Linked DNA regions of Homo sapiens: all the other regions are linked to region 1. The links are chromatin loops, found by intact Hi-C in ENCODE. Cell type or tissue: K562. All regions are shown on one strand. Region 1 has its middle 68 kb from the start of TRMT11. Region 2 has its middle 130 kb from the start of TRMT11. Region 3 has its middle 170 kb from the start of CENPW.

What was found. Peaks named below come from ENCODE experiments on the same cell type or tissue, not always from the same donor. Only the 100,000 strongest peaks of a DNase experiment are listed, where the experiment ranks them.
Region 2: a loop joins it to region 1, with 3 times the contacts of the local background. A loop is called at or near these places in 2 of 110 quality-filtered maps.
Region 3: a loop joins it to region 1, with 2.9 times the contacts of the local background. A loop is called at or near these places in 2 of 110 quality-filtered maps.

What each region holds. Positions count from the first base shown.
Region 1 is chr6:126,050,124-126,058,123 of GRCh38, forward strand. It overlaps a transcript of TRMT11 not described here. Among named protein-coding and RNA genes, the nearest start is that of TRMT11, 68 kb to the left of the region's middle. In K562, no CTCF peak of the experiment used is centred here; DNase peaks (open chromatin) are centred at 4,428, 6,438 and 6,728.
Region 2 is chr6:126,114,395-126,122,394 of GRCh38, forward strand. It overlaps a transcript of TRMT11 not described here. Among named protein-coding and RNA genes, the nearest start is that of TRMT11, 130 kb to the left of the region's middle. In K562, a CTCF peak has its summit at 3,833; a DNase peak (open chromatin) is centred at 3,857.
Region 3 is chr6:126,166,921-126,174,920 of GRCh38, forward strand. It overlaps a transcript of TRMT11 not described here. Among named protein-coding and RNA genes, the nearest start is that of CENPW, 170 kb to the right of the region's middle. In K562, a CTCF peak has its summit at 4,154 (motif pointing left); a DNase peak (open chromatin) is centred at 4,161.

The sequences.
Region 1 (8,000 bases):
TTCGGGACTAGCCTGGCTAACATGATGAAACACCATCTCTACTAAAAAATACAAAAATTAGCTGGGCGTGGTGGCACACACCTGTAATCCCAGCTGCTTGGGAGGCTGAGGCAGGAGAATCGCTTGAATCTGGGAGGCAGAGGTTGCAGTGAGCCAAGATTGTGCCACTGCACTCCAGCCTGGACAACAGAGCAAGACTTCATCTCAAAAAAAAAAAAAAAAAAAATAGACAATAGAAAGTTGTCATGGGACTAAAGATTTGAGAATAGGGACTGATTTCAGAAAGGTGATTTGGGGTGTCAGTTGCAGTGGCTCACGCCTGTATTCTCAGAGCTTTGAGAGGCTGAGGCCGGAGGATCACTTGGGGCCAGGATTACGAGACCAGCGTGGGCAACATAGTGAGGCCCTGTAATTACAAAAATAAAATGGGCCAGGTGTAGTGGCACATGCCTGTAGTGCTAGCTACTCAGGAGGCTGAGGTGGGAAGATCACTTGAGCCCAGGAGTTCAAGGTTACAGGAAACTGTGATTATGCCACTGCACTCCAGTGTGGGTGACACAGTGAGATGTGGTCTCAAAAAAAAAAAAAGTGATTTTGGCAATGGAGTGTAGGATGTGTTTGAGACAGGCCAGGAGGTAAATAAACAGTCCATGTGAGAATCTGAACCAACAGTGGGAATAGACAATAGAGACAGATGGAAGACATTTTACTCATCTATTCATTCATTCAACAAATATTTTGTCCTCATTGGTATGCTAGGCACTACAGGGTCAAAGATTAGAAATGATAATCCCTACCTGGAAGAAGCTTGGAACCTTCAGTAGTTGTAGAGATAAATAATCCTAGCAAGGCATCAAGTGCAGTGAGATACAGGGGGCCCTATGGGAACATGCAGGCAAGGAATCCAGCCTGCCCTGGGGCTGGGGCGTGGGAGATGGTTCCAAGAGGAGGTGTTTCCTGAATTGCCTTTTGAAGTTTTTATATTGGGTTTAATAACTGTATTGTGAGATATATTATTTATACCAAAGAGTGCATAAAGCATAAGTACAGTTTAATGAATAATTACACAGGGACATCCCTACAGCACCATCCCTGAAGTGAGTTTGGAAGGGTAGGTAGTAGTTAGCCAGGTTAAGCTGGGGAAAGATCCGGGAGGAGGTAATGATGTGTGAGGCAGAGGACATAGCAAAGGAATAGAGAGCATGGTATGTAGGGAAACTGCATGCAGTTCATGGTCACTGAAGTGTGAACTGGGGATCAACAATATAAAGTCAGAGAGTAAGGCAGGAAGGGGTTTGCATTTCTGCTTGATTACCTTGGGCATACTAACCCACTCCCCCTACCCTGGATTTTCACTAGGGAAGCCATATTATCAGACTTGGTCAGGCCATCACTCTGATGATAGTGGTTTGTCATGGAGGTAGATATGAATAGAAGCTGGAATGCTGATCAGAAGATTGATGCAGTCATCCAGGTTAGAGAACAGTGGTAGTAGGGATTCAATGGAGAAATATTTAGAAGGTGAGTGAGCAGGCAGGTCCTGGTAGTTGGGAACCAGATGAGGAGTCAGGGATGATATCTGAGATTCCAGCTAGGGCACTGAGTGGGTACAAACTGGAATAGATGATAATGGGAAAAGGATGAGTTTAGGTTTGGACATCCTGAACAAGAGGAGCCTATGGTACAAGCATGAAGAACTGCATAGCAGGCTTTTGAGTATCCAAGAGCAAAGCCAGGCAATGATTACTTATGCAAGAAGCAGAAGATCCCTGTATGGGACAAAAAACAAAACAAAACAAACAGAAAACCACTGAGTCAAGACACATTGTACAGCTCCAAGATTCCTTCTGTGCCGTTTTCCCCCAGCATGATATATATATTTGGCAAAGAGAATTGACATGACCCAATACTCTTGAGACTGGATCAGGCCATTCCAAGTTTATTACAAGAAATTTATACTAGAATTACTTAATGAGATAAAATTTCTCCACTGTGCCACTTGAAGCTGCGAGAATAACACTGGCTTTGGGTGATGTGCTTCTGCCCAAACTGGATGGGTGGACGTGCTCTATTTGCCGTATAAGTTAGTGAGCTACATTGTAGAGTTAGGATGTAAAGAAATTGATAAGCTGTTGTTAGTTGTCTCTAAGAAAAACCTGCTAAAGAAATACGCAGGCTGCCGCTGTTTGGGCTCCAGACGCAGAAAAAGAAAAACCCAAAGGGTTTTCCTTTCCTCTCATCCTTTAAAATTAAAAATACTTCCCCTTCCTCTCTCTTATTAAGTAACTACATAATACCTTTCAGGCAGCAACATAAAAATTACAGAGTAGGCCAGAATATGGGGAAATTTTTAATTAAATCTGGGGTTTCATTTGTTTTTTAATTTATTAAAAAATGCTTGGCCAAAAAAAAATCCCAATTTCCCTCTGCCCCCCTTTTTATATATCCTTATGCATTTGGCAGAGCTCATGACAATGTCTTTCCACCTGTGGACCGGCCAAAAGCCTTTTCTGAAGCTCCTACTAATTTGGATTAAACTGACTGGTTAAAAGCTTCACACAGAAATGCTGCCAGGAAAGTCATGAGGTCTGATGACATTTAAGTCTACAGTCTTATCTTTTGGACCAAAATAAATGAACAAAGATCTAGTTTTTGATCTTGCATTTGTTAGCTTGTTTTCTCTCTTAGTTTTGGAGAAACAGATCAAGAACCTGAAAACAGGAGAACCATGTTTTTGCCTCCAGTCTGTCTTTCTGAACCCAAAGAGAAGCTCTTTCATGATCCTAAGTGGGTTCCTAAGGAAACAAGAAGGGCAGGACTGGTGCTGTGTGATGAATCAGCTTTCTGGGGAAGACCTGACCCATTTCTGCTAGGGGTAAATGGCCCAGAAGACTTGCTCCTATGGCGGGGGATGTCACCTGATGCATTGGAACCTAAGGCTAGACCTTGAAGTGTACCAAGTTCATCTCTGTGTCCTTTTTTTTTTGCCTCTCAACAAGGAATTAGACATAGTCCTATCCTCAATGAGCTCATGGTCTGGAGGATGGCGGTGGTATGAAACAAAGAGGTAAGTAGTCAGTTAAAATAGTGTGATCCGTCTTTCCACAGGGCAAGCCCAGTGTGAGTCTAAGAGGAGCACCTAGCCACTTCTAACAGTGGTAGTGTATTAACCATGTGTTTCTGATGTTTTGACATCTGGGGCTTTGCTGACCCTGGAGAGACCAGAACCAGCCAATTCCTAGAGATAAAGGTTTCACCTTCCTTCAAGTGTGTCTTTTATAGAAACTAAACAGTCCAGAGTCCACTCACTCTATTTCCTCTTTTATACAGCTTTTATGCTTTGGGTCACTATTTCTCAGACCTAATCACTTTTGGGCCAGGTACCAGGTAACTTAGGGACAACCCCTATACCCCAGAGCCTGCTGAGATTATTCAAACTAGCTAATCCTATGCCTGCTTATCCTGCCTTACCTGTTCCTTCCTCTGGAAACCACAATAAAGGCTCTTGTCCACATTTTCCCCTCCCCTCTGCCTCCTGAACGACCCTGGTCCTTCCCCACATGGCCCTGCATGGCGTGGTGTGTCCTCTCGAGAGCTTCGAGGAACAAACTGTCTTTTCAATTAAAATTGTCTTGTGATCTGTTGGTCTCACCATACCTGAATAATAATAAAACCTACATTTAAAAACACGTGAGAGAGGACTGGATCAAGGAAGAAGCCTGAGAGATGACATCTAAGTTAACCCCTAAAGAAGTGGAAGTTGCGTGATCATGTCAGGGGGTGAGGGCGGGAAGGGGGATTCCAGGCAGAGAGAATAGCACTGGAAAAGCATATTTGGGTAACAGTTCAACTAGTTGGTGTGCCAGGAGCTAAATGCATTAGCCAAAGAGGAGAAATGAAGCTGGACAGGTCATGAGAGCCAGATCCTAAAGGACTCATACGCCCTGCTGCAGAATCTGCACTTAATTCTGGGAGAAGCCCACTCCCTGTGACCTCCTCTCCCCTTTGGTAATGCCAAGGCTCTTTGGGAAGTTTTAATTTCTTTCAAAATGGTGTCCTTGGCTGAAGTGCTTGAGTTCCTTGACAAAGGGTGCCTGTAAAGAGGGAGTCTGTGGCTTTGCCTTTGCTCCAGGGTCTGTTTCTGCCTTGGTTCTAGGTCTCAGTTAATGCTGTCTTCTAAGTTGGGTGAATTGCATAGCTGAGGCTGCTTGAATTAAGGCATTGACACCACAAAGCTTCCATTTCCCCATCTATAGAGCCCCCCTAGGTGCCCAGTTACACTGTGGTAAGAGATTGCCCAGATAAGTACAGTAGAAACCTTCCTGACCCTGACTGACAGATACTTGCTCCAGAGCCAAGAAACAGTCACATGTTGGCCTCCTGCACCGAGGGAGATGATTTTTATTGATTTCGCTCTTCACACAGTGCTGACGGTGTAGGCCTGCTGAAGAGCAAGCTGATGAAAATAAAGATTGTGGGTTGCCAGCTCATGTTTGTCCTTATCTCCAAGGCAAAATACAAACACTGTTTCAGGGAGCTGCTTCTCCGCTCCAAGACAAATGAGCTGTTGAAGTGTCATGATTTTAAAATCTGGTGATATACATAAAGGATATTTTACTGATCAACCTCAAGGAATCTGTCATAAATAAAAAATAGTTTGTGATTCAAGCACTGTTGCCTATTTCAGAACTTCACCTTGGAGCCCACTCTGCTGTCTTCTGAGACACAGGGTGCTCCCTGAAAGAAAACAGCTCAGAACTCCCAACACGTCTCTTTCGCATCTTTCCTTGAAGATTCTTACCAAGAGCAACCAGGCTTTTTGAGTCACCATATGCTGACGAACATTTTTGTTGTTTTTTGAGACAGGGTCTGGCTCTATAGCCCAGGTTGTAGTGTAGTGGTGCAGTCTTAGCTCACTGCAGCCACAACTTCCTGGGTTTAAGCAATCCTCCCGCCTCAACCTCCTGAGAAGCTGGGACTACAGGCACATGGCACTTCACTCATCTAAGTTTTATATGTTTTGTAGAGACAGGGTTTCTCCATGTTGTCCAGGCTGGTCTTGAACTCTTGGGCTGAACTGATCCCCTTGCCTCGGCCTCCCAAAGTGCTATGATTACAGGCATGAGCCACTGTGCCTGGCCTTTACGACCTTTTAAAAACCCATTACTAATGAGGATGAGAGGAAGGACAGCATGGAATCCTCTAGCCCTTGCTTGTGGCCCGCCTGGTTTTCTCTAACACTCCCTGCCTGCTTCTCCTTCACTATTTACTGCATGCCTGGCATATGCCAGCCAGCAACCACTATGAACATCAGATGAATAAAAGATACATGTCTTATGTTGAACAGTTGTACACAGTTCTTGGTTAAACTCATTTTTGTTAAATTGTTAAGAACTCATTTATTCTGAGTCCCAAACTCTGGCACTTAAAAATAAAAAATAAAAAACAAGACTATACCACTTTCAATACACTGTTCTCTGGATGACGTACTGGGTGAGATTGGGAAGGGCAGAGAGGTTTTATGGGGTGCAACATCTGATCATAAAGGAATTGACGTTTTTTCCCTTTAGTATATACGATTTCTTTGTATGACTAAACCCGTTTCTTTGTTTATGTTTCCTCCCATAAAGTTCTACAGCCATCTTTTTCATGCTTCCTCAGTGTTCTATAAAGTTCTATAGTCCATTTTTAAAGCTTTTTATTTAAATTTTTTGAATAAGCAATAAATTTACATGGTTTGAAATTCAAAACAGTTCAAAAGCGTATACCCAATGAAAAGTTTCCCTCTTTCTTCTTCTCCTTCTCGTGGGTCTCTGAGACACCCAGCTCCCTGCCTTGAGACAACCACTGTCACAGATGGCTTAGCTCAATGTCAAACAATACAAGAGAGTCCCAATGTGAAGCCATCATTGAAGCACCCATGTGAAACAATGGCAAAAGCAAAGAACCAGGAGTAAGATGTCCCTTCCCAGTCCTCCCAGGACAGCTCTGAATTCATCTTTGTCTTATTTCGCACTGTTAACATAAGATAATAACCTTTCCTTAGCTATCTCTCTTGGAATGAGAACTATTGGGATGATTTGTATGAATGCATTTGGAAAAGTTTATAAGGGTTATAAAGACTAAGGAAGAGAAAACACAGAGCCTAAAACTAAATCCATTAGGCGAGGAGTTGAATCATGGTAAGGAGTCAAATTGTTCAAGATGTTGCCCAAGAAGTCCTTTTATTTGATTTCAAAGCTTCCACTGCTGAGATGTGGGGAGGTTATTGGGCCAATAGGGAAGGATAAAAGGTAGATTTATTTTCTGCCAGTTTTCAGATCCTCTCTTGAATTCTGCCATCACCTAGCCAGAAGCGGTAGCCTCTCTTAGGTGCATACCTAAGCAAAGAATGTGACCTCCTTTGCAGCCTCCTGATTGGCCACCTTTGGGGTCAGCTGAAGCTTATTTCCTGGGCTACTCAACTCCTTTCTTGTTTGTAGAGTGGTTTCCCATCAAGTAAAGACTTAGGCCAGGCGTGAAAGTTGGGAGAAAATACAGACTGCTGTAAGGCTATTACTTCAGGACTGATGTCACCATCCTCCTTGAGGCAGAGCTTGCCATTTACTTCAGAGGAAGTTTTGCTTGGGAAGGAATGCAGACTCTGATGTGCGGTTAAATGTGCATGTGTGAAGGGGAACTGGCCTGATAGCTGGGGGCTGGAGCCCTTCTTTATCCACAGAAGATAGGAAGCAAAGAACGGTGATAACGTGGCTTTCACTTCTGTGTGCCTCCACCTGGCCCCAAAGCTGTGTCTATTGAGATAGGAGCTCTGGGTTGGGCCCACTGAGGCTTTCTTGGTGCAGTAATTATGGAAGGGATCAATGTCCTTCTGTTCAGTGAACTCTGGTGCAATTTTATCAAAGGAACCCTAAGCCTATGCCTTTTGTATGTTTCTTCCTTTTTTAAGTGACAATTATTTATTTGCAGAGGCCCAGTAAATAATAAACTTGTCTTGAGCATTATCTTTCTTTTGCAAAGCAGCCTGAGCAAAGCTGCAGGATTTCTGGGAGAGAGTTCAAGGTTGACAAGCCTTTGCGGCTCTCCTCTCTTCCTCTTTCCTCTCACCTAGTCCTCCATGGCAAGAAGTAATCTGATGGTGTCTATGGTTGTCTTGATTTTCTGATGCCAGGAATTGAATTGAATTCTTATGTCTTAGGTTATCTTTGAAGCTACTTATCTCTGTATTAGGGAAAAGTCAGTACTTTTTGAAAAATCAATGTCGATGAATTATGGTGGGATATTTGGCTGGAGGCACTGATTGTATTAGCTGCCCTATTAGGGGATGTCTAGAGAAACTTCAAGTACCCTATTGATTGGAATGGATTAGTGGCTTTATGGTCAGTGTTGAATGTAAATCAGAGCTCTGAACACTATAATTCTGTAATTTGAGGAGAAATCATTCTGTCCAATGAACCAAACAGGCTTGGTTAAATAAGTTGCTTGAAATTCACTGAGACCAGAAGCTTTGTAATATGTTTGGCAACCATTAAAATAGTTAAAATGCTTCTGCCTAGGCGGTAATTAGTCTTCAGGAAAACACAGAAAATGTGTCATCTACACCACTGCCTTCAGTCCGTCAAACACGGCGTCTGCGTGTGAGTTGGTTTTAGCATTTTGACAGCACTGGGGCTCAAGGAACCTAGGTCAAGACCTAATGGCCTAAGAGATTACCTCTTCATTGCCTTTGTCTTCAGAGTCTTTCTATTAGAGCAGCTTTGCTAAAGGGCTGGCAAGGATTGGAAGGCTTAGCTAGACAGCTCCATCTCCCCAGTGGTATTTCTTTTTTTCTTTTTCTTTTTTTTTTTCAATTATATAAGTTCTGGGATACATGTGCAGAATGTGCAGCATTGTTACATAGGTATACACATGCCATGGTGGTTTGCTGCACCCATCAGCCCGACACTACATTAGGTATTTCTCCTAATGCTATCCCACTCCTAGCCCCCCACCTCCCGACA
Region 2 (8,000 bases), 64 kb after region 1:
TAGAAAGATCCTCTACTAGGGGTGACAGCTGTGTGCTGATTGGATGATGAGATGCCCATGATTAGTGGCTTGTACCAGTTGGCATTAGGTTTTTGCATGACCCAAGATTTTGGACTGTGAGCTCCTTGAAGGTGGGACCTGTATGTTACTCCTAGAGGCTAAAACAGTGCCTTTCCCGCAGGGGGAGTTTCCGCAGTGTACTGTGACTTTTTATATCTTTCATACTACTCAATATACCACATGTAACAAATGAGGTCTTTTCTGTCTTTCCACTGGGAATCATGTATTATTCATCTTTGCTTTTTTCTAGGGCCTACTCCAATATCTAGAGATGGCAGATATTCAGTAAGTTTATTCACTTAACAAATATTTTATTTGTTATTCAGCAAAGAAGATTTTCTCTCAGCTATATTACATCAGTTTTAGAAGGCACACAGATGAACAGGCTTGATAAAGAGCAAATCTGTGAAAAACAAACACTTGTGGACTAAATGGTATCACATTTACAGAGCTGTAAGAGAGGTATAAGTCACCCTGGGCACCGAGTTTTATGCTGTATTGATTAACTTTCCATTTCCCTTGGTTCAATTTTAGTTTCTCTCTTAGAATTATGTTTCTACCCTTTGCATTCTCACCGCCAATCATTTATTGCTGCACGTGTCTTTCCCCCTCCATATACTGTGCTCCTTAATTCACTAAGGGACTGTACTAACATAGCCTAAATACCCACCTTCCAGCCACCCTTCAGGAGGGTATTAGCTGTATTTGTGCACAGCGAGAGTGCCTTCAAGGCAGAGGGCTTCCTCCCCTATACTTCACCTCCAAATCTCTTTCCTTTCCACAAATGCTAGTGCTAGGCAGCTGTGCTCACTATTATTCGTCTTCTCTGTAGTTCTTGACTTTGCCTGTACGTTATAAACACTTGGTATTTTAATATTTCCCATGTCCAGGTTGCAGTTCAAACCAATGAAGTCAGAATCTCTGGAGGTGGGACAAAGGTATTTGTAGTTTTTAGGCTTCTCAGATGATTCCAATGTGCAGTGAAGATTGAATGCTATTGCTTAGAGGAAAATTCAGTCACCTGATATTTGAAGTTTAGGTAATTTCCTTAGCCCTCAAAATATGTTCATTTCTTTTCTAGTCCTTAGTATCCCTGCCCAAGTCTGAAAATATTTATATTGCTATTTAATCAGAAGTAAAGCAATTAAAATGTACATGTTACTCAAGAAGAAGAAACATTAGAACATTGCTCAACTTATCACCTGTGTGGTTATTAAGCTATTGTCTCTATTTCAAAAGCACCTTTCTGTATTCTACTTTGTGACTCTGGGTTTTTTTCACCATCTAGCTCTTAGGTGGCACTAGAAGAGGACCACAAGCCTGCCAGAGGGAGGAGAGTATTGCTTCTTCCTGTTCCCATTAGTGTCACCTCAGCAGTGACTTTTCACCCTGGAGTGGCAGGCAAGTTTCTAGATTATTTGAGTACTCCCCAAATCAGTCTTGCTGCACCCCCTGAGAGATACCAGCAGCAATGAAGTGTGAGTCCCAGCTCTGGGCTCCCCCCTCCAAGATTCTGGGTTTTCGTAATCCCTTGTGCTTATTAATGCTGTTACCTTAGGGTCCTTTTTTTTTTTTTTTTTAATTTTCAATGCTTGTCCAGCAAGTTTCCTATACTAAATTGCTATATGGAAACATCTATTCTTCTCTCCTTTGACTGTACCTAACTCAAAATGCCTTCTCATTTAACAACCAGTGCTCTGCAACAAGGTGAGCTTTCTAGGAAGGCAAATAACAAGAAGGCTCAGGTTGGCTTGTCTCCATTTTGGGGCAATGGGAGTGTGCTGGAAGTCTTCCAAGGAACAAGAGTGAGAAGAAGATGCTAGAATGAAGAGGTGGACAGACATAGGGGAGGAAAGCGCACTGGATACAAACTTTATTACCTTCATTATTTTGCTAGGTCTGTCTTAGCTGAGAGACTCTGAGAGTATTAATCAGAGATAAATGGGAAGTAAGTAATAGTCTATAGTAATCCATAGTGGCATTTATTAATAATACAAATCTTCTGGCCTCCATCTCTTCTTCTTCCCATAAGCCCACAGTTTGTCCACACATAAGCATATGTGGTTTTGTCCTTAATAATAGGGTAGTGCAAATAGTTAATTCACTACTCCTAGTGCCACGAGTGGCACGTTGGAGACCATCCTGTCTGTTCTTATGTAACCTGTCATAAATCCACGTGGATATGTATCTCATTAAGACAGCCATTTAGGATTTGCTTTTTCAGAATTGTCTACTTTGGTCAGTAGTATTTTAACTGTAAAATAAGGATGGTTTCACTTGGTCCAAGTGTCCCTACTGTACCTAATACATTTAACTTTACAAACAGTTTTATACAAGCAATACATTAACCAATGAGCTGTAATGAGTAGAATTTGGATGTTCATGAGGGAGATTTAAATTCACACACCATTTTCCTAGACTCCTTCACTGTCTTGACACTTTCCTATTATTAGCTCTCTTTTTGGAGATATTTTGTGTTAAAATTCCAAAAAGTTCTCAGTCACCATCTGAGAATTTTTGCGTATACAACAATGTAAAGAAAAACTAGGCCTTGCTAAGATGAAGTACCCAGGATCAACTGGTAGCCTAGGAGTTTGACTATGGTCCACGATTCAAATTGGTGGGCCAAACAATAACAAAGGTGGACTTTTGGGGGTTACTTTTGTACATTTGCTTTTTGTATCCTCGCTAAAGAGGTGAAGTAACTAGTAGCCAGTGTGTTGAGGGGAAATTCACTACTGCCTGGAGGCTCTACTGTGTATTCTACACCTCCTGGTCTCCAATGAGATCTTTATTTCTTGTTTTGAATACTTATATTAACTCCAGAAAAAATTTAGTTCTAGAATCTGGATACTGAGCAACACTGCAGCTCTCTTTCTTAGTTCAAATAGTCTCATCTGCTTTTCTTTGATGAATCTTTTTCTTTGTAGGATCTGTTTCTCTGTGGGATCAACATTTTCTCTCTGTGTGTCAGAAAGAATGTCTTTTACCGTCCTTGACAGGGAGAGTCACTTTCTGTTGCATGTGAGCAATCAGAGCAATCATCCTTCTCTCACGTTGAATGAGTAGGTCAAACAGTATTAGTAATATTGCCTAGTTTACTCTAATGTTGATTATATTAGTTTTTTTGCATTTTTTGTGATCTAGAGCTTCAGTTGAACCTTTCATTCTGACCATGATTATTTAGTAAGACCACAGATCCATCCACTAACTTAAAGGAGAATGAATGACCAACTGTAACCCCGCCATCTGATTAGGAAAACAAGGAAACAAACAAAGGCAATAAAGCCCTTCAAAAATGTTTTTAACCAGAAAACACTGAATAGTAGAAATATCACTGTAAATGGAGTCAGGCGATGTGGATTCTAGTCAAAGCTCTACCACTTATTAACTGCGTGACCATAGAATGTCGCTTAACCTCTCTGAACCTTAGTTTCCTATTCCATAATGCAAAACGTAAGTTATAATATGCGTTTTGTCCACCTTACAGACAAGGATCTTTTACAGAGGCTGGAAATTCCTCCAACTCGTCTGTTCAGGTTGACTTTCTGGAAAAGTGTTTTATTCTCAGAGGATTTGATTATTGAGTTATCTTTCTATTCTGCTGCTGTCAGTAGATTTGCCATAAATGTTTCCTGAGAGTCTCTCTCTTGAAGAGATTCAGGCCCCAGTTAAGTTCATCCCAATTAAAAATAGAACCCTGAGATGCAGCAGCTGTAGCACCTCTTAAACCTCTTCAAATAACATTGAACGATTAAGTGGCTGCTACTGTGGAGATAGTGCCCACAAAACCAGCAGCAGGCCCTCTCGGAAAATGATAACACTCTAAGTGGCTGTCAGTCCTTAGTCATTTCTAGTCATTCAGGGGATGTTGCCTTATCTTCTACAAGTTCTAAAAGTTCCTGGGAAGAGAAGAATCACATAAATTCTTTATTTAAAAAAATCCCCCTTCCCACAGCAAAATTCTCTAAAACAATACTAAACAAGCAGGCATGCGCAATTCTAATGAAGTCTATCATTTGAGTGGAAGAGAATTGCTATGGTTACCAATGTTTCTGTCTGGCAGTTTTGGGATAAAAGTCTGATGAAGTGATATTGTCTGGAAAATGAGCATTGATTCCTAGGGAGATGGAAGAATTTACTTTTTTTCTTCCTATTTCTTGAATACATGGCTAGCTTTCAAATATATGACTCAACAATTACATTCGGCTTGAATGGATTTTTTTCTGACATTGTTTCTTATTTTCTTCTGATTTATCAAGGAGAGTTTAAAAATAAACTTTCCTTATCCCATCCATAATAGAAATTTCAGCTATTAAGAACTTACCAAGTGAAAAATTATAGAAATCACTAAAGTTCAGAGGGAGATCTCTTTATTATATTTCAACAGCTATTTGCTTTGGAGACATTTCTTTTCCCCCTTTGTAAAGCTAAATTGCATATATCACTATTTATTAATAAGCAGAATGACAATTATTTAGGCTGCCAAATCTCTTTTATAAACATTTCGTTAGCTAGGTAGGATTTTTATATACTTTCCCAAAGGGCCAAGTTGACAGACATGGGCTTTCACTTTATTTCCATAGAGATCTGGATCCAAATCCCTGGGTCCAAATATATGCCATTCACTTCCCATATTTAGTCCTGTTATCTCTCTGAAGACTGGCCCAAGAGAGGCCTTTCTGATGAGACATTTAGCACAGCGATTAATCACTAGATAAACATGTGAATGGGTCCATTTGCAAAGTGAAAGCTCCCTAAACAGAGGCTTGTCCTTTACAAAAAGAGCAGGTCCAATTTTCCTTAAAAGTTCATGGTTGCCTATGTGGTGTGATTTGAGAAATCCTGAACCTTCTGTTCCCATTACTTTCCCTGTTGAGCTCTACATTTCATAGTGTATCACTCCTGTGGATGAAACCTGGCCTCTCCAGGGCAGTTTCTCTAATAAATGGCCATAGTCCTGGGAAAGGTCCTGATGCCTTAGTGTGCAGTGTGCTTGACACCATAAGATCCTTTCTTCTTTGATAAAAAAAAAAAAAAAAAAGACTAAGACAAGAAAACTGGTGGCTGTTGGGGAAAGGTGTGGAAAGAATGAAAGAAGAAAACCGATGCATGGAAAGATGGTAAAGTACCAATGGACCGGTGTGAGTCAGGTTCTGAATTTAGGAGTGAGGACTCAAATATGCCTGTTTACTGGGTTAGCTTTTGGAACGATCCTATGGAACATATATCCTATGAACATTATAGAAGTCACTAAAGCTGACTGCAAATTGAGTGTAAGTTGAGAGTATCTTTCTGGAAAAACAAATTGGAAATATTTATCAAAGGGATAAAGAACTTACATATATTTAGAACCAAAAATTTCAATTGCAGGACTCTATCCTAAGAAAAACAATTAGCAATGAACACGTTTCAACCCAAAGATGTTCACTGGGACATTATTTAAAATAGCAAAAATATTAGAACAAGTTACATGTTTATTAATAGAGAAATGAATACTATGGAAATAAATTTATGCTGTAAAAGTGACCAAATAAAGCTTGGCTCAGGGGCTCATGCCTGTAATCCCAGCACTTTGGGAGGCTGAGGTGGGCCGATCATCTGAGGTCAGGAGTTCGAAACCAGCCTGACCAACATGGTGAAATTTCATCACTACTAAAAATAAAAAAAATTAGCCAGGTGTGGTGGCGCATGCCTGTAATCCCAGCTACTCTGGTGAGTGAGGCAGGAGAATCACGTGAACCTGGGAAGAGGAGGTTGTAGTGAGCTGAGATCACGCCACTGCACTCACCCTGGGTGACAGAGCAAGATTCCATCTCAAAATATAGTATATAAAATATGCTAATAATATGATCTCAAACATATAAAATAGGTAAAAGAAAGGAATTTTAATAGTGGTTGTCCATGGATGATTGCTATTTTTATTTATTCCTTTTCATATCTTCTAAATTTTTCAGAATGGTCATTTATTACTTTTAGGTACAAAAAAGTTATTTAAAAATTCATCCAAAAGCAAATGTTTGTGTCAACGTTACAAACCTAAAATATGGATGTCCTCTAAGGAGGTTGACTTCAGCTGTATAGCTATTTCCCAGTGGATAATTAAAGACCTGTCAGACTTTCTCTCATATATGAGTCCTTTATGTTTAAGGGCTGTAATTCTATATAAAATGTCTGCATAGAATAACATTTGGCACCTGATGTTTGATTCTGGATAGTATTGTAGTTCTCTATTGCCAAATGTGAGACTAAAAAGTTAGATGGAGGTTAGCATCAAGAAATGTTTTCTAAGCTTTTCCCCTGGAACTGGACAATGGTAGAAATGTGCCAGAAGCAAAGGAAGCCTGTGGAATAAGTCTCTTTCAGCCCAAAGTTATATTAAATAGTTTCATCTATTCACTGGACATAGATTTGAGTCATCAAACTTCTTCCCTAAGTTTGGTTTGCTTCCCATGTTTCAGATATATCTGAAGAGCAGGTCTGGCCTCACTGCCTTGGTACCATTTTGGTGATCTTCCCTTCACCTGGAATGCATCTTAAACCTCTCCTATCTCAGGTTTCTTAGGCCCACGTTAGGTAATAGCTCTTTGAAACTTCTACTATTGCCCCCAATTGGTGTGATCTCCCCATCCTTTGAACTTCCATGGCACACTTATATGGTGTTTTCATATTAACTCTATTAGATTATCAATTTCTTAAGCACAAGGTCTGCTGTGCCTTACTCAACTTTGTATTCCCCATGTCTTGCCCATCTTAGCAGAACTGAATTTGTTTATTTAATGAATCAGGTACTAGTTTGGCTGGCCCAAAGTCTGACTGTCTCACTTCATGCCATTTAGATATGATGCCCATTTATTAGCTCTAAAAAATCACAAGTAAGAATAACAATGAATTTTTCAAAACTTCTTGATGAAATATCTTTCTAGAATAAACTATTAAGAAAACAAAAACATAGAGCACAGAGCTACAAACTTAAGTTACCAGGGTGCTCTACCATGGTTTATTGATCTTTAGTAGTGTGGAAGAACAACCTGTGCTTTCGTGTTAGAAAGAACTGGGTTTGAAGCTAATCTTGACAATTATTGGCAGTGAAATTTTGGGTTAATGTTCTATCTTCTTCAAGTTTAGTTTCCTTACTTTCAAAATGTGGAATTAGTTAATTAATGGCTGTCTCCTAGTGCTGTTGTGAGGGTTATATAAAATGATGTATGAAAGCACTTAGCAAAGTATCTGGCACACAGATTTAAGTCTCTATGCTCATGAGGACAGAGAATCCATCATGTCCAGGACAATTTATGTTCTCTTGGAAAGTCAGGGTTATATCCCCTAGACTTTGCAGGGTAGTTAATTTCTGGGTCTATTATTCTGAAATCACCAATCTACTCTCATAACCACCCCCCACTCCGCCACACAGACACACAAACAGCTCATCTGAAAATTTTGTAGGAATACTGATGTTGGGCTCTGATATGGTTTGGCAGTGTCCCCACCCAAATCTCATTTTGAATTGTAGCTCCCATAATTCCCATGTGTCATAGGAGGGACCTGATGGGAGATAATTGAATCATGGAGGGAGGTTTTCCCATGCTGTTCTTGTGATAGTGAATAAGTCTCATGAGATCTGATCGTTTTATAAAGGGGCGTTCCCCTGCACATGCTGTCTTGCCTGCCATGTAAGACTTTGCTCCCCATTCATCTTCTGCCATGATTGTGAGGCCTCCCTAGCCATGTGGAACTGGGAGCCCATTAAACCTCTTTCCTTTATAAATTACCCAGTCTCGGGTATGTCTTTATTAGCAGCATGAGAACAGACTAATACAGGCTCAGAAAATAATACCTCCAAATGAGAGCCTCCACAGCAGCCTTAGAAGAAAAAGTTTTTCTCTGACCTTCTCTTGCCCTCCTATCTCTCAGTCCCATTTTTCCTCAAGGCTAGGCAT
Region 3 (8,000 bases), 120 kb after region 1:
AAACTGCCTACTCAAGCCTCAATAATGACCAGTGTCCCACCCCCCACCAAGCTCAAGTGTCCCAGGTTGACTTCAGAGTGCTGTGCTGGCAGCAAGAATTTCAAGCCAGTGCATCTTAGCCTGTCAGGCTTCATTGGGGGTGGGATCCACTGAGCAAGACCTCTTGGCTCCCTGACTTCAGCCCCCTTTCCAGGGGAGTGAATGGTTCTGTCTCGCTGGCATTCCATACACCACTGGGGTATGAAAAAAACTCCTGCAGCTAGCTCGGTGTCTGCCCAAATGGCTGCCCAGTTTTGTGCTTGAAACCCAGGGCCCTGGTGGTGTAGGCACCCGAGGGAATCTCCTGGTCTGTGGGTTGCGAAAACCATGGGAAAAGCATAGTGTCTGGGCCAGATAGCACTGTTCCTCATGGCACAGTCCCTAACAGCTTCCCTTGGCTAGGGGAGGAAGTTCTCTGACCCCTTGCACTTCCCAGGTGAGGTGATGCCTCACCCTGCTTCTGCTCACCCTCCATGGGCTGCACCCACTGTCTAACCAGTCCCAATGAGACGAAGTGGGTACCTCAATTGGAAATGCAGAAATCACCTGCCTTCTTCTTTGATCTCACTGGGAGCTGCAGACCAGAGCTCTTCCTAGCCATCTTGCCAGCCATCTGTTATGGTTCTTAAAACATTAATTTGCTATTGTGTGTTCAGCTTATCTAAAAAATAAAGTATGGGAATCAGTGAATTTTGAGGAGAAGGCAATGCTCTTATGTGTGTGTATATGGTGTGTGTCTGTATTTGTGCCTATGGATAATCATTAGTTTCTCAAATGTATGCAAGTGATACAGCACATATGTGTATTTCCCAGTCTTCATACGCTCAACAGACCAGCCTTCTTTTTCCACCTCGGACATATGTTTCTGGGTAGGTTTCCTGATTTGTAATCAGTCAGCCTCTGATATTCACTGTGACTTTGGTTTCCAGCCCTGTCTGGAAGAACTCCAGCCTGGGAGAATGTAAACATTTTATTCAGAAGCCTGTGATGTTGGAAAGAGGAGGTTTTGGATGATTTTTGTTTTTGTTTGGACTTGGGTCAGTGTCTCCCATTTATAGCTGGAATGTGAACTGCATGGCTTCAGATGTGTTTTGGAAGATTGATGTGGGCCTCATGAAACTCAGCTACAGTGGAGCCTCAGGAGACTAGGAGCTGGTTATCATATTAAGAAACACATTTCTTTTTATCAGTGAATATTAATGCTGAACAGTGAAGCTGTGGAACTCCTTCTCTTACACCGGCAACCTCAGCCCTCCTAGAAAAGCTGTGTAGTCAGAACCAGTGTTAGGGGGAGTTCTTTATGGTTTCTCCAACAGTCGTTGATACTGAGTAAAAAGGGACTACCCAGGGGATTTCAAGTCAAAATCTAAGAACTAAACTTATTTCTGTTAATGATATGAATGACATGTCATTGGTGAATGGAAAGAAAATGCTCTCAATATATGGAGCTATAGGAATAAATGCTAGAAGTGAGGCTAAGTTTTTGCCAGCTGTATCCTACTGATCATATTGGCCATTATGTTAGAATTGCCACTTTCCCTCTCCTTGGATGAAAAGAGGTCTTATTTTATTTTTCCAAGAAGGAGTCTTGCTCTGTCACCCAGGCTGGAGTGCAGTGGCGCGATCTTGGCTCACCGCAACCTCTGCCTCCTGGGTTCAAGCGATTCTCCTGCCTCAGCCTCCCAAGTAGCTGGGATTACAGGAGTGTGCCACCTCGCCCAGCTAATTTTTATATTTTTAGTAGAGAAGGAGTTTCACCCTGTTGGCCAGGCTGGTCTCAAATTCCTGACCTTGTGATCTGCCAGCCTCGGCCTCCCAAAGTGCTGGGATTACAGGTGCGAGCCACCATGCCCTGCCATGAAAAGAAATGTTATAAAAGTACAAACCACTTGTGCTTTATTTTATGGGTGAGTCTACTTGTGGTGGATCCACTTGTCTCATACCATTATGTCTACTTCTTTCCTTTTTGATTGCTAAGAAAATTTTCCATCTTTTCCAACGAAAATGCAGGATCTAAAACAGAATTGCAAAGTTATTCCAAAATCAAACCAAACAAACGAACAAACTAATCATTAACATTTAAAAATCAGGAGATCGCACCTAAGAATCTGCATTTCTTCAGTCTCCTGGAATGCAGGTGCATGTGGTAGCACTGAGTCTGCATTTCTGCATACTGGAACTGGGTAGATGGAGCTACCTTTTAATGTGACACGTGCTCCCAGTCTTATTAAGGCAGGCCAGCTTTACCCATTTGTGTGAGCTGCCCTGTCCTTGTAGGCATTTGAATTTTTAACGTTTGGTCTATAGGAAAGAAAACTTCTGCAATATTTTTTTTTCTTCCTTGAGACTCTAAGTGATGTTTTGGAATTGGAAATGAGCTATGGTTAGTGAATGGAAATGGTCAGTGGAAATATGTAATTAAAGGGACTTCCCTAGAGCCACGATCTAAATGTATTTGGGCAACAATGGTGCTTAGTGTTACCCATGTCGAAAAGACTCATCAGTCTGAACTTAGTTTTCACAGATACATGCTCAGGGGAAACGTTTCCTCCTGAAGATGATTCCTCTTGGTTTTGACTGCCTGGATCAGTTCATAAAGCTGGAGTTATGGCTTCTTCAAAAAAGCCTGTCTCTCATGCTGTGGTAAAATATGTGGTCACCTGGCTGGTGAAGAGTTTCTGGGTCCCATAATATTTTACATAGGACACAAAAAATGGAATGCTTTTGGACTTAAACCTGTTTTCTTTTCAACTCCTTCTGCCTAGAGGAGATGGTAGCCTCAGAAGAGTTCTTACTTCCCCTTCCTAGAACTGTGCAAATCTTTCAGGTCCCAGCTGGTAATGGAGAAATTACTTTTTGTTATTTAAAAAATATAAACAGGAAAAATAAAAACCATGATATTTCATGAAATACAACTTCTTTTCTGTTTTCTACTAAATAAGACAAATTTTTTTTTATATGTGTTCAGGTTCCTGACTGTCTTTAGTACTTTACCTTCTCATGGTCTCTACTCTCTTGCAATTTATTTTATATAGTCTTTTTCCAGGAATCCTCCCGTCTCATTAGATTTTTCTTTTTGTTCCTTTCCATGCTGCTGTATTTTCCTTTTATTTTAGAACCTGTGTCTAATTTTCCAGCTCTCTACTTTTATTCTTATTTTCCTTTTGTCAGCCTGGTGTCTTTTATTTTCTATTGTTTCATTTTTTCCCTCTCTGTGCCCTTTTTCATGTGCTATTATACAGGGTTTGCTTATTTTTCACTTCTGTTCAGTTTGTTTTATTCTCTTACCATGCATTCATACCTCCTGCTTCAAAACCAAAAAACCCGAAACTGATTCTTACTTTTTTAATTGTAACCCTCTCCCTAGTTTATTTACACTAACTTTACACTATGAGTTTTTTATACTTGAAATTGCCAAAATTTCCTTATCACTTAGTTTTCTCCCAGTTTCCCATAGAAAATTCAGTGGATGTTCTTTCCATATGTCAGCTGCTGTGGTAACCCAAGACAGAGGTCATTATGTTCAGTTCTGATCACATTTTGTTCTTTCGCTGGCTGTATTACCTGAAGGAAGCCACAGTCTCTGTCTGGGTCTCATTTTTTTTTATCTAGTAAAGTTAACAGGGAGAACAAGGTGTGGTTCTCAGATGAGGCACACCTGTGAGCTCGCCAGAACTGTGCTACCTCAGGTCTCACTCCACACTTCCTGACGTGGTATCTGCATTTTTACAAGATCTCCCGCTGATCTGTGCCCTCATGGAAGTTTGAGAAGCACAATCTCGATGCTCTTTGGGGGTTTTTCCAGGTTTAACTTTGCTGAAAATAAGGGAAAACCTATTTTACTAAGTGAAAATAAGTGAAATATTTTAATAAGTGAAAATAAGGGAAAAACATAAAGTGAAAACTGCTTTGGTTACAAGGCACAGTAGAATAACCTGGGAAGCATCAATAAAATGTCAATGCCTTAGAGGTCCCTCCTCAGGGCAGCTGATTCAGAAACTCTGGGGATGGTATTTTTTACTGTACCAGGTGATTTTAATGAGCAGGTTGATCCCCACTTAAATATGCTATTTAACTTTGACCTCCTTTACTGATGCCCTCAGTGCTGCCCTCTTTTGGTTGTGAGGTAAGTAATTACTATGGAAAGAGGAACTTCGAAGTATTTGGTTTCATCTACTTAAACCCACCAGAATTTATTCTGGGGAGGCCATAACTGGGGAGATAGATAACTATCGAAGGAGGCTATATGTATTTTTATAGCGTTATGAAAGCAAAAGCAGGATTCGCTTACTTTTTTTTTTTTCTCAAGACTGATTAAGGCTTTTGCTGGCAATGGGAGTGTTTGTGGTAACAGAAGGAAGTAACCCTGGCAAGTGATAGATAGACATTGTATCCTAAGAGTCTTGGGGGTGGTGGGTGCCGGGGATATGTCAGTGGGATGGTTTTATTTCATCAGAACTTGGTGCTGGTGTTGACTGGATACTCACAATTAGCCACATGCTATGATTGGGTTACTGAACATTAGGTTCTAATTTATTTTTAATTATTTCAGGTTGTTGAACTGTAGCTGATTTAAGAAAACTTGAAACCAAGATTTTTTTTTTTAACTGCTCTTATAGTATTCTTAGTGTGAGAACTGGGGAGGGAATAGTCATAAAACAATTTGTCACAAGAGTGGAGGGTGTGACAATACTATTAGGTGGTGATACTTTAATGTTGTAGTTTTAAAATCGGATCTTGAGAAACTGTGTCTTTAAAGATTTTTTCTTTTTTTAAGAGAGAGAGTTTCGCTCTTGTCGCCCAGGCTGGAGTGCAATGGTGTGATCTCGGCTCACTGCAACTTCTGCCTCCCGGCTTCAAACGATTCTCCTGCCTCAGCCTCCCGAGTACCTAGGATTACGGGCAGCCTGCTACCATGCCCAGCTAATTTTTGTATTTTTAGTAGAGAAAGGTTTCATCATATTGGCTAGGCTGGTCTCAAACTCCTGATCTCAGGTGATCCACCCGCCTCAGCCTCCCAAACGGCTGGGATTACAGGCAAGAGCCACCACACCTGGCCTTTAAAGGGCTTTTTAAAAAAAGGTTAAATGTTTTTCACCAGTGCTCAATGAGAAACACAAACATGATTACATTGTTTGGAGTGGCTGAATTACTTGATCAAAATTTAAAAAAAAAGGTATTTTCCCTAAGTGGTTTTTGCTTAGTACAGCACCTTTTTTTCCCCTCAGTTTTCATGTCCTGAATTATTTCTGCATCATTAAGTTTAGCTGAGGAGCCAAAATTCTGTCATTGTGGGGGGATTGCTGAGGTGTCACATCGACAAAGGGAGGTACTTAGAATAAGATGTCATTTTGGTCTGTTCTTGAGTGTTACTCCAAGAAGTTATGTGAGCAGAGAAACACTAATCCTGTGGGCCATCTGTCTTTCCCATCATGTGGCAGAACCCCCATGCAGAATCTCTAGTCAAGGTTGGACCATGGCTGCATTTCATTACATCTGAAAAGAGTCCCCGGTAGTTATGTGATTTTTACCTCACAGATTGCTCAGAATCACATAAAGCCTCAACAAATATTTCCTCACAGATTTATTCTAGCCCTGGTCAAAAGTGTGAAGTAGGACATTTTCTTCAAGTGTATTTTTTTTTCTGTCTTATTGAAACACTTTCAATACTGTTAGCGTGACTTTGTGTCCCATCCGTCCAATATTTGCTGTACTCACAGCTGTTACCTCTGCAGGAAATCTTTGCAAACTAGAGTCTTCATTCTTTCATGGTTCTAGGCAGTAAGCTTAGAAGGGACAGTGGAGCTGTAACACTCACTGTTTCATAAGTTTTTAAACTTATGCTGTAAAAGTCTCTGATACATGCAAGATCAGAGAAAATGTAGAACAAAGGAGGCATATAGATGAGGTGAGGATACTGGGAAGATAATAAATTTGCACAGAAGGGAAGGGAGTTTATAAAATGTGGGAAGAGTCAGGAAAGGCTGGCAGGAGGTGAACCGGGGTGTAAGAAGGATGTGTACAATATGTAGGTAGAGAAGATATGTCATGAGGCCTCGCAATGCCCTCATTACCATTATGGTTAGGTAGTTGCCAACACATGTTTTCGGAGCACCTACTGTGTGCCAAACATTATTCTGGTGCTCAGGGTATGGCAGTAAATGAGCCTAGCAGAATTTCTGTCTTCAAGGAGCTAACATTCTATTCTAGTAAAAAAGTTCTCTTGCCCTTGCTAAGTTTGAAATGCCTGTTTATGGCAAAGGAGTAGAAATGGTAGATGCTTTATATAAAAATATATGATTTGTCTTGGCAAAGCATCCTTGAGGAGAGATTAGTACAGTGCAAAAAAGTATTGAGTAACATTCTCCCCGTTTCCACCTTTCTGTCAGGTCATAGATATAAATTACAATTCTGGCCCTCATTCACCCTCACATAGCTTTCTGGCATCCTTTCCCATTCTCTGAACATGAGAGGAATGAGAAGGTTATTTGGAAGGTCGCTGATCTTAGGAGTTGTCCTGCTACAGTTACCGGAGAATCTTGAATTTCATCTGAAAAGACTGCAAGGCAGTCGGGGCAAGCATGCTATGAGAAGTCAACTGGTAAGCAGACCCCAGAGATGAGAAGCATATGGGAAGCCAACCCCATGATTTGCTTCCTTAAAAAGTATGGGCTGTGGATGGATTTTAAATCCTACTCTAAATACAAGACTGGTGTTAGCGGTTGTTTGCAGGAAAACCAAAGGAACTTAGCATCCTTCAGTGTGTTACAGAGACTGTGTGGCCTCAAGCAGTGAAGTGAAGAATTCTTTTTGTCTTTTTCCTCATATGCCCAACCTGGAAACCAGCAGAATTTTTGATGGTGCATCTGGTTCCTGGTGTGCTGCAGAAGTGATTAGTGTGTCATGTCACTGTGGCCTCTTTCTCTGCCCCAGGAGAATGTCTGGGGAACAGAAGAGCAGAGTCCTGCCTGGGATCATGTGGGTGGGGGAGCTATTCCTTCTCAACAGATAGTGTGAGAAGCACTGATCCAAGGTCCTGGCTGCTCAAAGTGTGTTCCTAGGAGCTTGCTGGACATGCAGAATCTCAAGTTCCATCCCAGAACCTGATGTTTTTATTTGGAGCACTGGCCTTGGCAACACATGTTCCTTCCTCACCTTTCTGCAGCCTCTCACTCCCCACTGTCGCCCACTCCTCATAGGCTATCCTCAGGAATGGCATTGGTGGAGTGTTGGTGAAGGTGTAGCTGCAAGCATTCTGATCTTTATTTTACAAACTCTAAACCCAGAAGACTCCAAACCCAGAAAAGTCTAAGTCACAGAAAGCAAAGGAACAGTCTTATTTCAGACACATCTACAGTCTTTGCTGGTTAAATGTCAGGAAGCCCACAAAAAGCTGCCAGACATTTCAGGGTATGAATTTCGTATCTGTACTTCTTGACATCTGCTGGGCTACCATGCCCTTCAATTTACCAAAATATGGAAATTTCCTTATGGCATTCTACCCAAATAATGAGGAAAATGTTGATGCTTCTCTCAGCCTCAGGACCTTAAAGCCACACTGTTCCTAACCACGCTTGCCTATATGGCACTTAGCACTTTACACAAAAAACAAACAGAGGTGTTTATTCCCTGGCAGTTAATATAAATGCTTTCTGTTTTGTAAAATAGGAACAGTATTTGATTCCATTATCACAGATCTCTTGTGGACAAGTCAAAATTCTTCAATTAAGGTTATATCTAGTTAAAGGAATTTTTCTCTTTGGTCTACATCCCCACCCTGAATGTCCTTGCCTGTTAGTTCCTTGCAGGTGAAAGGTAAAAAACCTTTGCAACTTCATGCTATAATTGTGCCTTTGAATTTTCAGAGGAAAAGACAGTGAGAGAGCAAGAGCAGATTGAGAAGCAGAAGAGTGAGTCGCAAAAAGAGAAAATGACAGAAATGGAGCACCCTGGTGAGTCCC